Linked DNA regions of Homo sapiens: all the other regions are linked to region 2. A link is a contact called in ENCODE Hi-C or POLR2A ChIA-PET data. All regions are on one chromosome and are shown on one strand. The core of a region is the stretch at or near the end of the contact, and the rest is flanking DNA. Distances in the headings are between cores, read along the strand shown.

Region 1 (2,746 bases), core at 195-2,694, 2.3 Mb before region 2:
TTAGTAGAGACGGGGTTTCACCGTGTTAGCCAGGATGGTCTTGGTCTCCTGACCTGGTGATCCGCCTGCCTCGGCCTCCCAAAGTGCTGGGATTACAGGCGTGAGCCACTGCGCCCGGCCAAGAGTTGATGTTTTAAAAATTATAAAAGAGAAATGACAATTTGAAGGTATTTTTAAGGATTTATTTTTAAACATTATCCTTCCTTTCATTGTCTTAACAGTAAATTACTTCATCTTTGCTCATTCATATGTATTTTCACATTACTGAATCCCTAACACCCAGTTTGGGGTTTGCTTTGCCTTTTTTCACTTAACCTTATATGGGATTTTTTCTTGCAAGTTTAATTTTTATAAGTTTATTGGCTTCATAATGTATTGAATTCATCTGTCATAACCACCTCCATATTACTAGACTGGGAAGTTCATAATTTTTTTCAGTATTACCAATAGATATTATTGTCAATTGCGGTATCACATTTTCTTTCGTTTAGATTACGTCTTTAGGATAAATATCTGGAGCTCAGATTACTAGGTCAAAGGGTAGAGTTTATTTTTATGACTACAAGTTTTGTCATTTTTGGTAAGATATATCACAATTGACAATGAGGCAAACAAATCAACTAGCCCCCTCCTGCTCTTTCTTCCCAGCAAACTCCTTCCCCAAACTAGTTACTTGAATTTGAGAAACAGTATGAGGTTTTGCCTTTTGGAGACATTATTATTTGAGCCAAGTTTAGGTTATACAGATTTTTTAAAAAAATAACATGATTTGGCAAGATCATGATGAACCTCCTTTTCTTTGAGTAAATTAAAGTACTACTGGCAAATAATAAACTGGTCTTAGGAGGGATGGAAGGCGGATAAGCCTTAATGGAAGTAGAAGTGATCTGATACTGGAGACCCTGAGAGCTTGTCTCTGGCTTATTTTAGCATCCGGGAAAGCCTTGAATATTATGAAAGATAGATTGTAGCCCGATGTCACAGAGCCTTCTTACTTAAGTTTGGCTCAGCAGTCTGGCAATTCCCGCCTGAGTCTTCGCTATCCTGGCTACTGCAAAGCTGGGTAATTTAAATTGAGTGGCACTGATAAATGCTCAAAGAACTTGGCAAAGCTTAAAGATACTTCCTTTCCGCTGGTCTACGGACGTGAAGAATGAGACTTCCAGTTTCCAAGGAATTTGCTGCATAGACTCTATCGCCGGTTTCAAAAGTCAAACTGAGACGACTTTCTACTTTAAACAAACACTAGGGATTTGCTGGAGTGGCGACAACCTTCCGCCGCGTACCTTGAGCCCTTGTTTTTTTTTTTTTTTTTCGGAGACTTCCATTGGATGCCGAAGTTCTCGCCCCCTCACCTCGCACCGGGACTGGTTGATTCCTGGCCTTGGCGGGTGATTGGTCGAGCTCGCTGGGCTATTGGGCGCTGGGAGTCGAGGGGGCGGGAGGCGGGAATTCGTCTCGGGTTGTGTGGTTGAGGGGTCTGGTGGGTCGAGGAAAGGTAACGGCGGCCCCAGTCCTGCACACAAGGCCGGGGAAGTAGCAGCACCCCCAGGAAGAGGGAGGAGGAAGGGCTCGTGCCCTTTCTTCTCTTCCAGGGCTCCGCTTTATTTGCTCTCAGAAGTCGGTTTCCTTTCCTTTTCTTCAGTGAATCGGAGCTCAGAGCGTTGCTTCGGTTTCCCTCCAGACAGGCAAGTCGGAGGGAAGTCCACGGAAAGGGCTTGAGTTCTTCTGCACAGCCTGCGGGCCCATGGGTGGTGACTGGATCACCAGGGTCTCGGGGATCTCAACTGGCTGGGGGAGGAGGGAGATACGGGGCAGAAAACCTGAGGAGGGAGCCTATCCTTACCTCCTTTGAGCGCAGGCCTGTTCTTAGCCCGGGCGCTGCGTTAATTCTTGGCGGGAGGCAGAGGGGTGTGTTTATCCTTTATGCAATGTTTGGGGGAAGCTACCCCATTTTGACACTATTGTTGCCACAGCCGGGGTACAGGACGGGCTGATTTCTAGATTATATCTGAGTAACTAGGCCAGCGTTGAGTTGTTGATTCATATTAAGAGGTTAGATTCCACCATACCTCATTCTCAGAGCTTTACAGATAGAATCGCAAAATGTTAGAGCTGGAAAATACCCTAGAATAATGGTTCTTCTTTTGGAGCACACAAGCAGTGGTGAATGTTATTATTGGCTTCATAATCTATTGAATTGCTATTTTAACCATCTCTTCGTCCCCAGGTTGAATTTACAATTTTTTCCCACGACTGCAAATAATTCCTTATTTAATAACAGTGCATGTAATTTCCCCCGCTATTTTGATTTCCTTGAGATATATTTACGGGAAGAGAAATCTATGGACTTTTTCTTCAGAAAAATGCAATCATGTACAGAAACTTATGCTTGCAATTTCAAGAGGTCATTGTCTCTGAATTACATCCGTGGATCCTAGGTTAAGAAAAGTGGTTTAGAAGAGGTGAGGATTAAAGTGATCCTCATCTGTATCAGATCCTGGGTTAGGTACATTCTGCCCTGGCTAATTTTCATAAAAACCCTGTCAGGTAAGTAGTAGTATTTCAATTCCATATATGGAGAAACAAGCTCTGAGAAGTTAAGTGATTCACACAGTGGAATTCAAACTTAGGATTGCCTTACTCCAAAGCCCATCCTGTTTCTATAATACTCTACTGATCTTCAAATAACATTTTTGAGTGCCTACTATGTGCCAAGGCATTCTCTTTCTTATAACAGCCTTTA
Region 2 (2,700 bases), core at 181-2,680:
TCTAGATGTAATTCTATTTGAGATTATTATGGTAATTAAAAATGGGAAAATTTGCCATCCCAACTAATTCTTGAACCTGAAATAGACCATAAAGAAGCAAAGGAGACATAGGGGAAGGGGGTGTGCCAAGAGAAGCGGGACTATAAAGCAAATACTGGGCAATCATGGAGTACAGAAGTCCTACTGGCCTTTAAAAAGAGGATATTTTTAAAATATTTCCAATTATTACAACAGAAAAAAATCACCTGCTTCATATAGATATTTTGGGAGTTGAGTTGTTTTACCACTTCCTGTATTTCCAGTAACAATAAGGAATGAATTGTCCCTCACAGCTTGAATAATCTTTTTTCTTTGTTTCTGAATAGGAAAAGTTGGAGTAGTTCCTCCCTCCTGGGACGTGCATCCTTTCTCTTCTGTAATAACAGAAAAACAAGTCAATTAAAAGACTTGTAAAGATATCTCTGACTCAATTTCTCATGACTAAAACCAGAAAGGCAATAGAATTTTAGGGCTGGACGGGATCATCCATGACTTCTCAGTTAAATCGCTCATGTAAGTGAGCGTTAATGAGCGCAATTTGTAAGTGAGGGTTAATGAGCCCAGAACAACTTTTTGGTGAAATCCAGCAACTTGAGCATTTGTTCACGCATAACTCAAAGTACTTTTCAAAGCAAGTATAGCTCAAGGCAACGTATACACATGCATACTTACACAGAAGCACAAAACTCAATTTTATTTAACAATAGACCAAAAACTGGAACACAGCAGAAAATTCTCAGCTGGATTAGAAGCCACCTGTGTTTGCTTCTGATTCATGGTTCAAGTTAGGTCCCTGTTCAGAGCGACTGATATCCCAGAAGGCCAAGTGGTGGGTAACCATGGAAACTGGCTCCTGGAAACTGGCTCCCTTCATACTGTACCCAAAGGCAGGCTGGCGGCCCGACGAAGGGTGGGGGGGATGAATGGGTAGAGAACAAAGGGTCTATGAGCCTGTTTAAGAACAGAATGCATTTCGGGCGTTGGGGTTCACTTTTTCGCCCCCCAGTAAGGTTTTCGCCTAACTTGAATCTGGGACCGCCCCCCTCTAAGGCAAAGTGCTCATTGGACGCAAAGTTCGCCTCGGGCTTGGAAAGCCAGGAGAACGCCACGGCTTCCTCACTACTCTTCTCAGCCTGCCAAAGGCGTACTTTCATCCCCCCACCAAAACCCCCACGCCGTAACTCCCGCTGGCTTCCGTACCGTCCCGCGGACCGCACCTCTATCGGCGATGCAAACAGCCGAGAGCCGCTCTTCCTGGAGGTCTCTTGACCGCTCACCCTCCTCCTGCCGCCTTGGCGCCCTGCCCGCGACTGCGGGAAACCGGGACATAGACCTGGCCCCGAGTGGAGGCGAGCACGTCCACCGATCTGAGGAGATGGGAGGGGAAAGACGAGGACGCGCCCTGATGACGTAGAGGTGTTTACTTCCGCGCGTGCGACTTGTAGCAAGGGGAGGGGGAGCTGCTCGATGACGTGGTACGGGGCGGCCGGACCTCGAGCCGAGGCTCCACCCCCCAGGGATTTCCCGCCAACTGCCACGTGCGCTTCGCCTTGGGCGGCTGAGCCATACCTGAGGGCCCGAAGACCCCCTCTTGTTTCGCCTCTCCGGCGCCGAAGGTCGCGACGACACCTCTTTTCAACGCCACAGTGGTCTCTGCAGGCTATTCTGCCTTCACACACTTGACACGATGTAACCCTCTGCCCGGAGCTGGAACCATGATCCCAGAGTGCTGCGTTCCTCAACTCATTCTCACCTTTCCTAATCTGATATGACCTGTCCAAGGCACACAGCTACTGAGTTGTGGAGCCGAACTTTTAGTTATGTTATTATCAAAACTTAGGTCACCAAGGCTGTTCATTTCCCTCATAGGACCCTGCATTTTAATTTATTTGCATGTTTCCTCTTCTGCCCAGCTAGATTGTAAAGCCCCCCCCCACAAGAGTCGAAATATTAAAACACTGCTACATCCAGGGCCCAGCACAGTGATTCAAGGTGGGCTGTCAATATTTGTTGACTTTGCTGGAATGGAGGAATAATAATTGACTTCCTTAGGAATTAAGCTCATTTTTGATAGAGGTGCATTCCTTGGAAACCACAGTAGCTGAAAAGTTCAACAGATACACAGCATCTGAGGCAGGGCAACTTTTTCAGAAAAGGTACTTTGGGGGCAGGTCTTTCTGGTCTAGAGCCTGCCAATTTTTAAATTAGTGTCAACTGTAACAAAATCATTGCAATGTGAACAAGATTGTTTGTTGGACTCCTCAATTGTTCCTGCTGTTAGAATTAGCCAACACTTACTACCAAAGAAGACAACTCAAAACTGTCACTTCACCATCACCTAAAGACCCTCTTGTCTGACCAGGCTTCAAAAGATGTACCATAAGGTTGTTGGGCCCCCAGATTTTTCTGTGCTCATTTGAAGTGAAGTCATGGCCATGCATGGTGGCTCATGCCTGTAATGCCAGCACCTTGGGGGGCCAGGACAGATGAATCACTTGAGATCAGGAGTTCGAGACCGGCCTGGCCAATATGGTGAAACCCCGTCTCTATTAAAAATAAAAAAATAAAAAAAATTAGCCGGGTGTGGTAGCACGCGCCTATAATCCCAGCTACTCGGGAGGCTGAGGCAGGAGAATCGCTTGAACCTAGGAGGCAGGGGTT
Region 3 (2,700 bases), core at 124-2,623, 2.7 Mb after region 2:
ACCTCTGTATTAACGTTAGGAGCCAAGTTTTATTACCCAAAAGGGCAGGCTGGCTGAGGAGTGGAGGCTGGATGCATCGTCTCAGCAAATGACTACTGCAAAGCTGCCACGCTTGCACAAACTCAGGGATGTTTATTTATTAGCTTGTTTCCTCAAAATGAGTTTAGGTCATCAGCAGAGATTAAAGCAGGCCTCTACACCACTCTATGAAATCCTGATTCCCACGGCGCATTCTGGGACAGTGAGTGTCCACGAAGACCATACCTGTAATCGCAAAGCTTGGGTTGACAGCCACACTGCTGCTTGCAAACCATACAGTAACTGCACAGGGGCACGTTGCCCCGGATCCAGTGGTGGGGCATGGCGTCCAGGACCTTGGTGTCATTCTTGAGCATAATCTCCTTGCACTGGAAGCGCTTGTCGGCCTTCCTGAGGCAGCCCTCGTCCACGCGGAGCCCGCAGCAGTCGCAGAAGGCGCCCTGCAGAATGTGCTGCGCGCACACGCAGCAGTAGGTGGGCTGGCTGAACAGGTCCGTGTCGCGCCACCCGTGCTTGCTCTTGCGGAAGATGTCCCTGCGGTGCAGCTGCCGGCGCGACCGCTGGAGGCTACACCAGAAGGTGATGAACACCGGCAGCAGGACCGAGCACAGCGTCCACAAGATCAGGTGCCCGTCCGCAAACAGGCCCTCGGAGGGCGAGCCCGGCGCCGGCCGCCTCTCCGCTTCCATCTTCTCCAAGGACGATACCTAACCAGAAAAGAAACAGGCGGTGCACCCCGAGCTCGCCATCCCTTCCCCGCCCCCTTCCTGCCTTTCCGGGGCCAAACCGGGCGCCCTCAGTGAAGGTGGCTCCGCTCTCCCGAGGGCGGGACTGCGCCTCGTCCCCCCGTCTCCCGGGACCTGCCGCGCCGAGAAGGCGACGTCCAGCCATCACGCTCCAATCCCCACTCCCCAACCCGCCCCACCTCGGGAGCGCGTCCAGGAGCCCAAGGCGGCTGCTGCTGCCGCCGCCGCCTCACCTTGCCGCCGGTCTGACCCACGGAAGGGCGCAACATACAGGGGCAAGCTGCCCTCCACCGAAAGGCCGGGCGTTCAGGCCAGGCAACGCCGGTCGGCGCCCGTAACCGTCGGCCCAGGCCTCGCACTCCCCTCCGGGGCGCCGTCTCCTCCCGGGCCCCACCCGCTCCCACGCGCGGCCCGGCGACCCTAGCCCCTCTCGGGAGGCCTCCGGAGACCTGCGCCGCGCCGGTCCTCGAAGCCCTACCTCGCGCGGGTGGAGGCGCGGCTCCGGGCCAGCAGGCCTTGGCCGCCTCGCGCAGGAGGAGAACGACGCTGGGCCGCCAGCAGGGATGAAGCCGGGCGGGGGAAACGCTTAAGGCTCCAGCCGCACGCACGCCGATCCGGCGCGCGGGGCCGCGAGCTGGAGGCGGGGCCTGTGGCGGCGAGCCCCGTGGCTGGGCGGAGCCAGGGCTGACGGGCGGGGCGGAGGTGTGAGGTGGGAGGGGAGACGGACCGGCCTGAGGGGGCGGGGCCGTGGAGGAGGCTGGAGACGGATGGAAGAGGCAGGGCACTGCGGCTGGGGGCGGGGCCTAGGGGAAGGGGGCGGAGTAACAGTGGGGCGTTTGAGAGGATGGAGGGTTGAATGCCAAAACTTCGTAATCGTAGAAAATTCTGGAAAGCCGCCGGCGGGGCAAGGCCACGAGGATCCTCCTCGCAGCACCGCGCCGCGCGGGGCCCAGGGGCCGCGCTCACGCCCGCCGCTCGGCGCAGACACGAGTGCCCCCGACTTGAGCCGAACCTCTAGCCGATGCCGGCGCCGCCGCCGCCGGGGATGCGTAAGCCGACTGGGAAGCGAGGGGGGGAGGCGGCCTGCGCGGCACCGCCCGACCTGGCCGCGGCGGGCTGAGGTAGGTGTGGCGGCCGCAGTAACGCAAACCTGAGGGCTCCTCCGCTGCGGAGCGGCGGGCGGGCGCGGAGGCCGAGGGCGAGCGGGGCAGCCGCCCGCTCGTCGCCGCTGACCCCGAGCCCGGCCGCGGTTTCCGCCCCCTGCCGTGGCGGGCGGGCCTCCCCTGCGCTACCCCCTCGCCCGCGCCCGCCAGCGCCCGAGGCCGGGGAGAAAGGGGAGCAGCGGGAGCCGGGGACTACCGGAGATGGGAGCACGCCTCCTGCTGCTGTCGTCCAGCCCCAGGTTCCGGAGGAATGCTCGCTCCCCGCTGGAGTCCTACCAGCCCAACACGGACCTGAGCCGCGACCACGCGGGCTGCAGCCTGCAGCACATCAGCTACCCGGAGAACGCGGACGCGGAAGCACCGCTGCTCAGCACCCCCGAAGAAACACGGAATCCAGAGAGGCACAGGCACCGCCCCGGCGCGCACAGCTGCACTCAGCGGCTTCCTTCCTACTACATACATACATAGGAGTGGGAGCCGAGGACCACTTGTTGCTTGCGGACTTCCTCTAGCATAAAAGATGGAAAGAAAACACACACCGAAGCAAGGGACCAAAGGAACAGAAAAGAAACGCAGAGATCATAGGAAAACTGCAAAGAAATACTTGATAATATCTTCCAAACGATTAGAGAAGACATAACATTCATTAAGAATACACATATAGATGTATATATACGTGTATGTGTGTATGTATATATTATTATGTGTGCATATATATGCATGTGTATGTGCGTATATTTGTATTAACTGTA
Region 4 (2,818 bases), core at 319-2,818, 2.5 Mb after region 2:
AGTTAAAAAAAAAAAAGGTACTAATTTGGGAAGGACTTAGCAGTTACAAGAGCTTGTAAGGCTACTAGTTGCCAGAATTAATAGCTTTTTGTGAACGGTGTTCCTTGATCAGTAACTAACAGATACTGTTGCACCAGGTCCAGCAGCCTAGATTTCACTGGAGACAAATCTAAACACGAAGTAACGCGCACTACAGTAGGGGAAAGATACCCAGGTTAACCTCACTAATTGCCCTGCGCATACACCCTACCCAGCTTGAGAGGCCTCGACTCGCACCTGGAGCGAAGTCCACCGGGTTTGTGTTAACGGCGGCAGGAAGGCGCCGCCACCCAGGACATCCCCCAGGAGAGGAAGATCCCGAAACGCCCAGGGCTCCCATGCCGTTCCGAGTCGCCACAGCACCGCCTACCACGATCAGCACCTTTCTTCTCCTATCCCTCCCTGGAAGGGAAACAGGAAGACCTTCAGCTAGGGCACAAAAGAGTTGAACGCCAGAAAGCCCGCGTTCGAGGCATCCAGCCACTGCCTCTCCTAGCACATCGTAACCCCAAAACTGGCGCGGTCCCTCCAGATCGCAGACCCCGGGCCCTGGGCCGCAGGCGGGGCCGGACACGTGACCGTCGGGGCCCCCGGGCGTGAGGTCGGCAGACACCCCAGGCTGGACGGCCTCCACCCCTCCGGACACGCCTGCAGGGGCTACGAATGCAAATTCCCCCCGAGACGCCCCTGAGCCTCCGACCTCCAGACCCCAATTCGGTTCGAACGGTCCCTCAGCCCGAAACACGGTTGGATCACAACCGGCCGATGTCCCGGCCCATCTTCCCAGTTCCCCTGGCTCGCCGCACGGAACTCCCAGGGGCTGCGCCGGCGGGCGAGCCGAGGGTGAGAAGTTGGGCGAGGCTCCAGAAGTGAAGGGGCAGCTCCGGCTCAGACTGTGTACACACGACCTTTGAAAAGTAAACGCCCGCGGGGCTGGGCGACCTTGGGTGGGACGCGCTCGGGTCAGCCTCGCAGGCGGGTGTGCACGCTCCGGTTAAGTTGAGGTGCAGAGAGGCGACCCGGGCGTCGCGCCCTCGCCCCCCGCCCCCGAGGACAGTGACGCGCGTGGGGAGGACGGCGCGGCCGCAGAGCGCCGCCCAGAGCCGCGCACACGCGATCTGTCAGGAGCCCGCGGGCAGACAACCGGCGGGGAAGGACGAGAGGGGGCGCAGACGAGGGAGGGAAAGATGGGCCTGCCTGACAGCGCGCGGCGGCCGAGAGCCCCCAGGACACCTCTGCGTCCGGAGCGTCCCGCCCCCGGGGTACCTGGAGGGCGCGTCGCACCCTGCACCTGCACCTCAGGCTCCCCATCGCCCCGACCCCGCCGCCTTCGGGTCTCCGGCAGGGGGTCCCCGGCGCAGCTGCCCCCGACCTACCAGCTCCTCGGCTACCATCGGGGTGCGGGATGCGGAGTCCGCGCGCCGCCGCCGGCCCCCGGCTGTGCCCCGCGGCCCGGCCCGCAGCGCCGCGCTTCCGCAGCTCCCCCACGTGCTAGCCCAGGCGGGTGGAACACAGAGACATTAAATACTGAAGACGCGCGGCGACGTGCCCGCAGCGCGACGCAGGCCCCGCCCCTCGCCCTTGTGCCCGCGCGCTCCCGAGCCCGCCCCGCTCACCTGCGCGTGCGCGCCGCCGGCCGCTCCCGGCAGTGCCTCCGCCGCGCCTCTCCCAGCTGCGCCAGAGGGGGCGCGGTCTACAGCGCTGGGCTAACATCCCGCCGCCGCCCGGAGCCGGGTCTTGCTCGCGCTCTCGCGAGAGAGCCGTCATCTCTCCGGTGCCCGGGAGAGGGGCCGGGCGGGACGGTACAGCAACCGGAGGAACCTTGATTCCCTGCCCCGCAAGCCCAGCACCGGTTTTGCCGCCTTGTCTCGAAGGGTCAACCAGGCCATCTCCTGCCTCGGGACGGAGAGCGCCCTGGAAAAGGCGGAGGGGCCGGTGAGGAGCAGGGCTTCCCTCGCTTCGGGGCTTTGAGCTTCCCTGTGACCGTCATTTCCTTGTAGCGTATAATTGGGTTGGCCATTAATAATTGCTCGATAACTGCATAATGGTGAAACCTGGTACCACTCAAATGCAACTTTCTTGCTCGTTTTCACAAGTCGATGTTATCGAAATGAAGCACTTTTCTCTGAATTGGTGTGGGTTTTGGAATGATTTTTGCAGAGATAGTCACGGTGAGTCACTATCTCTGCCAGGACCTTGGGAAAATAAATTCCTCCAAAATAAATGGAGAGGGTAGGGTTTTGGCTGTCCAGCCCTGCTGTCATCCTTAAAACAAAGTGACTTTAAATGAACATTTGTTTGGCCAAAATATAGAAAATAGATCATGCTAAGAACTAACAATTACTTGGGAAAATGCTTAATCTTCACTAGTGATCAAATGCAAGTTTAAATGACAGATGCCATTTACTATACCTAATGAGATTTAAGTCAAATTCATATATATATGAATCCCAATTGCATGGTGTGGTAGATGTCAGGAAGGAAACAAATAGGAAACTGACATAGGAAAGAAAGAAAAAGAGCCCTATTTTTTATTTTTTTTTTTTTGTGAGACGGAGTCTTGCTCTGTCGCCCAGGCTGGAGTGCAGTGGCACGATCTCGGCTCACTGCAAGCTCCGCCTCCCAGGTTCACGCCATTCTCCTGCCTCAGCCTCCCGAGTAGCTGGGACTACAGGCGCCTGCCACCACGCCCGGCTAATTTTTTGTATTTTTAGTAGAGATGGGGTTTCACCGTGTTAGCTAGGATGGTTTCGATCTCCTGACGTCGTGATCCGCCCGC

The links. A loop is a pair of places that touch in the nucleus more often than their neighbours do. ChIA-PET counts read pairs that join two places held with the same protein, here RNA polymerase II (POLR2A). Pooled maps may share reads with other maps.
Region 1: a pooled map shows a loop between it and region 2 (5-fold over the local background). The contact joins the promoter of BRIP1 here to the promoter of DHX40 in region 2. A Hi-C loop is called at or near these places in 5 of 50 pooled maps. POLR2A ChIA-PET finds 5 or more read pairs at or near these places in 2 of 52 experiments (A673 and B cell).
Region 3: a map of B cell shows a loop between it and region 2 (18-fold over the local background). The contact joins the promoter of DGKE here to the promoter of DHX40 in region 2. A Hi-C loop is called at or near these places in 2 of 168 maps with a recorded cell type or tissue (B cell and ascending aorta) and 4 of 50 pooled maps. POLR2A ChIA-PET finds 5 or more read pairs at or near these places in 1 of 52 experiments (T-cell).
Region 4: a loop to region 2 is called in a map of CD8-positive, alpha-beta T cell, with 6 times the contacts of the local background. The contact joins the promoter of AKAP1 here to the promoter of DHX40 in region 2. A Hi-C loop is called at or near these places in 2 of 168 maps with a recorded cell type or tissue (CD8-positive, alpha-beta T cell and naive thymus-derived CD4-positive, alpha-beta T cell) and 6 of 50 pooled maps.

The regions. Positions count from the first base shown.
Region 1 is chr17:61,862,226-61,864,971 of GRCh38, reverse strand. It overlaps BRIP1 (BRCA1 interacting DNA helicase 1), which reads left to right and starts at 1,444. Exons shown (of 20, transcript NM_032043.3): 1 at 1,444-1,688.
Region 2 is chr17:59,564,340-59,567,039 of GRCh38, reverse strand. It overlaps DHX40 (DEAH-box helicase 40), which reads right to left and starts at 1,430. Exons shown (of 18, transcript NM_024612.5): 1 at 1,257-1,430; 2 at 246-413. The coding sequence starts at 1,368. RefSeq lists a silencer at 792-921 and enhancers at 1,332-1,591, 1,207-1,749.
Region 3 is chr17:56,832,824-56,835,523 of GRCh38, reverse strand. DGKE (diacylglycerol kinase epsilon) reads right to left here and starts at 1,373. Exons shown (of 12, transcript NM_003647.3): 1 at 1,264-1,373; 2 at 265-746. The coding sequence starts at 728. It overlaps C17orf67 (chromosome 17 open reading frame 67), which reads left to right and starts at 1,604. Exons shown (of 8, transcript NM_001085430.4): 1 at 1,604-1,906; 2 at 2,182-2,626. RefSeq lists enhancers at 1-517, 249-648, 1,117-1,714 and silencers at 1,039-2,108, 2,082-2,376.
Region 4 is chr17:57,083,996-57,086,813 of GRCh38, reverse strand. It overlaps AKAP1 (A-kinase anchoring protein 1), which reads right to left and starts at 1,568. Exons shown (of 11, transcript NM_003488.4): 1 at 1,416-1,568. It overlaps AKAP1-DT (AKAP1 divergent transcript), which reads left to right and starts at 1,776. Exons shown (of 3, transcript NR_186437.1): 1 at 1,776-1,974. RefSeq lists silencers at 522-611, 892-1,191, 1,232-1,811 and enhancers at 490-992, 2,032-2,111.